Linked DNA regions of Mus musculus: region 1 is linked to region 2. The links are chromatin loops, found by intact Hi-C in ENCODE. Cell type or tissue: gastrocnemius. All regions are shown on one strand. Links, peaks and the distances in the headings refer to the core of each region. The heading gives the core; the rest is flanking DNA.

Evidence for each region. Peaks named below come from ENCODE experiments on the same cell type or tissue, not always from the same donor. Only the 100,000 strongest peaks of a DNase experiment are listed, where the experiment ranks them.
Region 1: a loop joins it to region 2, with 2.8 times the contacts of the local background. A loop is called at or near these places in 1 of 42 quality-filtered maps.

Annotation. Positions count from the first base shown.
Region 1 is chr4:155,867,939-155,870,850 of GRCm38, reverse strand. It overlaps Cptp (ceramide-1-phosphate transfer protein), which reads left to right and starts at 1,411. Exons shown (of 3, transcript NM_024472.4): 1 at 1,411-1,684. It overlaps Ints11 (integrator complex subunit 11), which reads right to left and starts at 1,284. Exons shown (of 17, transcript NM_028020.3): 1 at 1,131-1,284. The coding sequence starts at 1,158. In gastrocnemius, for the core only: a CTCF peak has its summit at 1,205; a DNase peak (open chromatin) is centred at 1,322; H3K4me3 peaks cover 2,347 bases; H3K27ac peaks cover 1,988 bases.
Region 2 is chr4:156,100,383-156,103,294 of GRCm38, reverse strand. No RefSeq gene overlaps it. Among named protein-coding and RNA genes, the nearest start is that of 9430015G10Rik, 8.2 kb to the left of the region's middle. In gastrocnemius, for the core only: a CTCF peak has its summit at 1,441; no DNase peak of the experiment used is centred there.

The DNA of each region.
Region 1 (2,912 bases), core at 150-2,649, 230 kb after region 2:
ATTTCAGAACTGTGGCAGAGAACAAAACTTTCCCAGTGGTGGTAGGGGGCATTGGGGAGCCAGGTCAATGAATATGCTTCATCGTTTAAGCTAATTAGTATTTAGTCAGTATGAGATCTACAGAGTGAGTTCCAGGACAGCTAGGGCTACACAGAGAAACCCTGTCTCGAAAAACCAACCAACCAAACAAGACAAAAAAACAAAAACAAAAAAACAGTATGAGAAGTTGCGTCTGCTAAGGCCCTGTGATGCAGTGAGTTGAGAAGACTCGAAGTTTTAGCCAAGATGACCTAGAGACCGGGACCATGAATAGGAAAGTGCTCCCCACACCCTGCACACATGCAGGAAGTAAAACCCAGGGACATTTGGGAGGTTCTGAAACCCCAGGTTTTTTTCTTTGTTTGTTTGGTTTTTCGAGACAGGGTTTCTCTGTGTAGCCCTGACTGTCCTGGAACTCACTCTGTAGACCAGGCTGGCCTCGAACTCAGAAATCCGCCTGCCTCTGCCTCCCAAGTGCTGGGATTAAAGGCGTGCACCACCACCGCCCAGCGAAACCCCAGATTTCAAACGGTTGTTTTCTCTTTCACAGCCATCCTATGCTATTGGTGATCTTAGAGGTCTAGATCTATGTTTTCTACGATGAACAAATATACTTTTAACAATTCGGGATAGACCAGACACAAAGACTGGTTACTGATCTGAAGGATAGCAAGCAACCTGAACATGAAGAAGCGCTTGGGGGTGGTGGTGGTGGTGGTAGTGGTGGTGAGCAGAAGTAAGAGGGGCTTTGAAACAACCGTCCAAATGCAGGAGCGGAAAGTCGCCAGGACGATTTCTGTGCTGGATTCAACACCACCGACAGGCGAGGCTCATTTCACCTCACGACCATCGTAAGCAGCCCAGGTACAGAAGCTGGCCCTCCGTGACTCATATCGAGCTCTAGGACCAGGAATCAAACCCACATCTCGTCGACCCCCCGTGCCAGACAGAGAAAAGGGAGGCACTGGCTCTGAAACTGTCTACTCCGGCTTCCGCTCCCTGGGACGAGCAGATGATCAAACGGCTACGGAGATGAAGGGACCCATCCGACTCTCCGGACGCCGCGGAAGATGCTTAGGACTCGGACTCACCCAAGGGAGTGACCCTAATCTCGGGCATGGTCAGGGAGGTCGCCTCGAACCACGGCTCCACGGCTCGCGTGCACCGCCCGCAGGAGAGCCGCAGGCAGACCCCGCGCGCGCTCACATCAGACGCCCGGCCGCGGCGAGTCCCTCCGCACTGCGCGCAGGCGCAACCGCCGAGACCGCCCCCTTCCTGCCCTCGCGCCGGAAACGCAGGCGGATATGTCGAGTTCTAATTGGATGATCAGCAACCAATTGGGATGGCTGGCGGGGCAGCGGAGGGCGGGGCAGAGGCTGGACTTTGGGTTGCAGCTCCAGGTTTCTGCTCAACCGCAGGCTCCGAGCTTGAGGGGAAAGCATGGGGACGGGGACCCTTACCTGACGTGAACCAGGCGGCAGAGCCACGTCTCTGTACACCACCGGGGCGGACTGGCAAAGAATCGTCTCCCACAGCAGCCTAATTGTAGCTTTGATCAACCCTCCCCATCGCTGGCCTCTGCTGCACCCTTTGCCCTCCGCGGGAGTAGAGACCACCACTCCCCCACCATCGGAACCCATCTCAGGTGAGATTTGTAGACTTCTCTGCACCACCCTGGCTTGCTGCTACGCCTAGGTGTATGCTGGGTGCCAGCTTGTGGGCCTTTGCCCGGCTGTCCATCCTGTTTAGCTTGATCATCAGAGGGAGCTGGATCACCTTCCGGGAGCTGGCGAGCTGCTCTCCCTTCCTGTTCTTTCCGGGTTTACCGCGGACAGTTCTAAGAGGCTACTTGGCTCAGGCTCTGGGCAGGAAGGCCTGGCCGCAGGATTGTTAGGTGGCCAAAAAAGAACTGGGGTGAGGGGGGCGGCATAGAGACTATTGACCCACGGGACAGCAAACAGGCCGAGGGTGTATCGCAAGATTCTGGGCGTCGCCAACTTTGAGGCCCAGGCGGGGCTGTCCCTGACACCTAAACACAAGGTGAGCCCATCTCCTAAGTCTGGAACTTGCGACAGGCATCCAGTCCAACCCATGAGGCCCTGTCACCATTTACATGGACCGGGGAGACATGTAGACCACACTCCCAGAGCTGAAGGACTGAGACCTAGGACTGTGTGAAGGAAAGAAAAAACTTGCACACAGATACGTTGCACACTGGATAGGGGTGGGTTTTTGAAGGCCTGATGGTACAGAGGTTAAGGCAGGAATCCACAAGAATCTCCAGGACTGGTGGTAAGTGTTGGACATAAGTGTAATGCAGCCACATCCCACAGAGTTGGTCCTGGACATCAAGGCAAGGCTGTTAAGATAGCAGGAAAGGTAGGGACTGGGTGCTTAGAGTGACCCATCCAACATGTGAACACAAAAGGAGCCTAGTGGCACAAACTTGTAGTTCTAGCTACTCGGGAAGCAGAAAGATTGAAAGTAAAAGGCCTAGTTTGACATGGTGGCACACACCTTTAACCCCAGCACTTTAATCCCAGACAGGCAGATCTGAGTTCAAGATCAGCCTGATTTACAGAGTAAGCTCCAGGACAGCCAGGGTTACACAGAGAAATCTTGTCTTGAAAAAACAAATTAAAAAAGAAAGTTAAAGGCCTGCCTAGGCTATTACCTGTCCAGCATACAAGAGGCCCTTAGGTTCAGTTCCCACAACTGTAAATAAATAAATAAGCAAGTAAGTGTGGAGACTTAAGTTTGTGGAGTGACTGTAAAAATGCTTACAGAATACAGAGCCCAGCCTTACCTTAAGGCCTTTATCCTAGACCAATTCCAGAATGTTCTCTAGAGCTAGTGGGAGAACTTGTAGCAAT
Region 2 (2,912 bases), core at 275-2,774:
GTCCCTACTTCACTGTATGTGTGTCTGTCCTTTCTTCATCCTCTTATGCCTTTACCCAAGGTTCCAGGACCCAAGCTGCTCAGGACTTGGCAAGTCAACACCAAAGCATACAAAGGCAGTCTGGGACAGCACTGGGAGGGGAGTTCAGGCTGACACATCAGAGGACACCTGTCTTTTTAGTACCAGTTTTAGAGACTGGTCAGCTACTTTTTGTTTTTCAACAAAGTTCTTTCTTTCTTTTTTTTTTTTTAAAGATTTATTTATTTATTATATGTAAGTACACTGTAGCTGACTTCAGACACACCAGAAGAGGGAGTCATATCTTTTTACGGATGGTTGTGAGCCACCATGTGGTTGCTGGGATTTGAACTCGGGACCTTCGGTAGAGCAGTCAGTGCTCTTAACCACTGAGCCATCTCACCAGCCCAACAAAGTTCTTTCTTGATTCAAGCCTAGTATGTTCAATCTGTCTCAGAAGTGAACAGAATTGAGTTTCTCTTCTCTCTAGGTACCAGGCCTAACATCTGGCAGTCTATTCTTTTGGCCTCTCAGTCCCACGATCCCACTAGGTATTCAGGAAGATGAAAAATCAAAAAGAAACTAATTGGGAAAAGAGGATCAGGACACGTGACTAAATGCTTGTGTTGTCAGAAACTCTAGGTGTGTGTCAATCCCCTGAAGGTTTAGTGGTACTGGGAAATTTTATGGGTGCTACGATTTTGACTTATACCATGTAGTACATTAGCATGTAGTGCAAGAAGGTGGTAAAGTCATGTTTGTTGACATCTTGATGATGCCACAAAGCAAGATAGTAGGAAAACTATGTAGCTGTCTCCATCTTTTTGGTTTTTCGAGACAGGGTTTCTCTGTGTAGCCCTGGCTGTCCTGGAGCTCACTTTGTAGACCAGGCTGGCGTCGAACTCAGAAATCCACCTGCCTCTGCCTCCCGAGTGCTGGGATTAAAGCCGTGCGCCACCATGCCCGGCTAAGCTGTCTCCATCTTGATGACGTCACCAGCCAAGACATTACCAAAGCAACATGATTACTCTTTGCTTATAGTAAACTCAAGTCTATGATAAAATGAACCCATCTTACATCAGGGCAAAAGTTCCTTTGGAATTAATGCATCTTGCAGATTAAATATGGAGAGTTATTCCCCCTTCCTTAAAAAAAAAAAAAAAAGACACTAAATTGTGTAAGCATGGAGATACAGTACCTATGGCTTAGACATGTAGGACTGAAAAAGAAAAGAAAACAAAACAAAAACAAAAAAACAGCAAAACAGTCTGTGGTTTCAAACTAAGAAAAATGAGTTCATATGTCTTACCACAAATTATAATTGTGAATACCAATCAATGTATCTGGATATGTTTGACCACCCGTCAGCTCCTAGAAACAGGCTGTTGCTGGGAAAGGGAGCCCAGGAGTCAGAGAAATAGAAAGTGTGCTTACCATAGGTGGTGCTGTTGCTCTAAGAGCACAGGTAAAAAAAAAAAAAAAACCGGGGAAGGAAAATGGAACCTTGGCATCATTTTCCCCACCTGAGAAAGAAATGAGTTGAAATGGGATCTGTGAATATTGAACACGGTGGGAGGAGCCTCTGGGCCTGAAGAGGATAGAAACTCCACAGGAAGACCAACTGGGTTAACTAACCTGGACCCTTGGGGCCTTTCCGAATCTTAGAACTCTTCTTACCAGTTCCCATTTTGGCTTTGTAAGAGTGAAACAAGTGTCTCAACCCCAATGGTACCATAATGGAGGTTTCTTGCTCTCTGACTTTCAGTGCTTTGTCTGCCTCCAACCAGTTCTCTCATGGGACAGTATTCTGTGATTGGTGCTTCTTAGCAACAGGTTTACCAGAAGTCACCAAGGGTACCCACAGCACTCAGGACTCCATATTTGCTTTGTGTTAGTGATACTTCTTATTTACTTTTCCTTGCTGAAGTGATTGGGTCATCCTGGAGGTCGGATAAGAGAGAGTGCAATGCTTTCTTTGCCTTGTCTATCTTGGCCACGTGCACAGGAGACTCCTGGTCTCTGTGGTATCTTCTTGGGTCCTCTCCACATTGCTAATACACTTTCAATCCTAGGATCCTTCTGAAGCTGCCAAATTGTTGTAAAAGAATAATCTGGGCTGGTGAGATCGCTCAGCAGGTAAGAGCACTGACTGCTCTTCCAGAGGTTCTGAGTTCAATTCCCAGCAACCACATTGTGGCCCACAACCATCTATAAAGGGATCTGATGCCCTCTTTTGGTGTGCCTAGAAACAGCTACAGTGTACTCATATAAATAAAATAAATCTTTAAAAAAAAATCTTTATGTCTCCCATTCTGTAAGACTTTTAGGCCAATGTTTTAATCCTCCCCACCCACTACAACGTTTGCTTACACAAAGGCCCCCTGGCTCACTCTAGGAATGTGATGACCTGGAACAGTGACATTTTTCTCCTAGGAGCAGTGATCCCTTTCCACTTTCTCCATTTCCTGTGTACCAGTTCTTTTCAGCTATCCAGTTGAATAAGATCGCAAGGTCTGACTCCAGCCGAAGGAGGTAGAAAAGGCTCAACCACACCCTAAGTTAGAATAAAAACCAAATACACTTCCTTTTTCCTGTCCGGCTGTGTGTTTACTCTTCCTCAGCACACCCTCTCCTGATCAGGAGTAAAGTTCACCTTGTCCAGACACTTCAGTTAGGATGGTAATCTCTTTGCGACCTGGGACTTATTTCTAACACGCACACACAGACAAGATGGCATGTGTCTTTTATCCCTTACATTGGTGGGGACTATATATCACCCTATAAATTGGAAGTAAAAACACCACGTCCAACTTGACTTGACTGGCTAATCAGTGTGAAGGACCAGGGGGCTGGGCTCAAGGAATATGAATCTCTGTCAAGATAATAACCCTGGA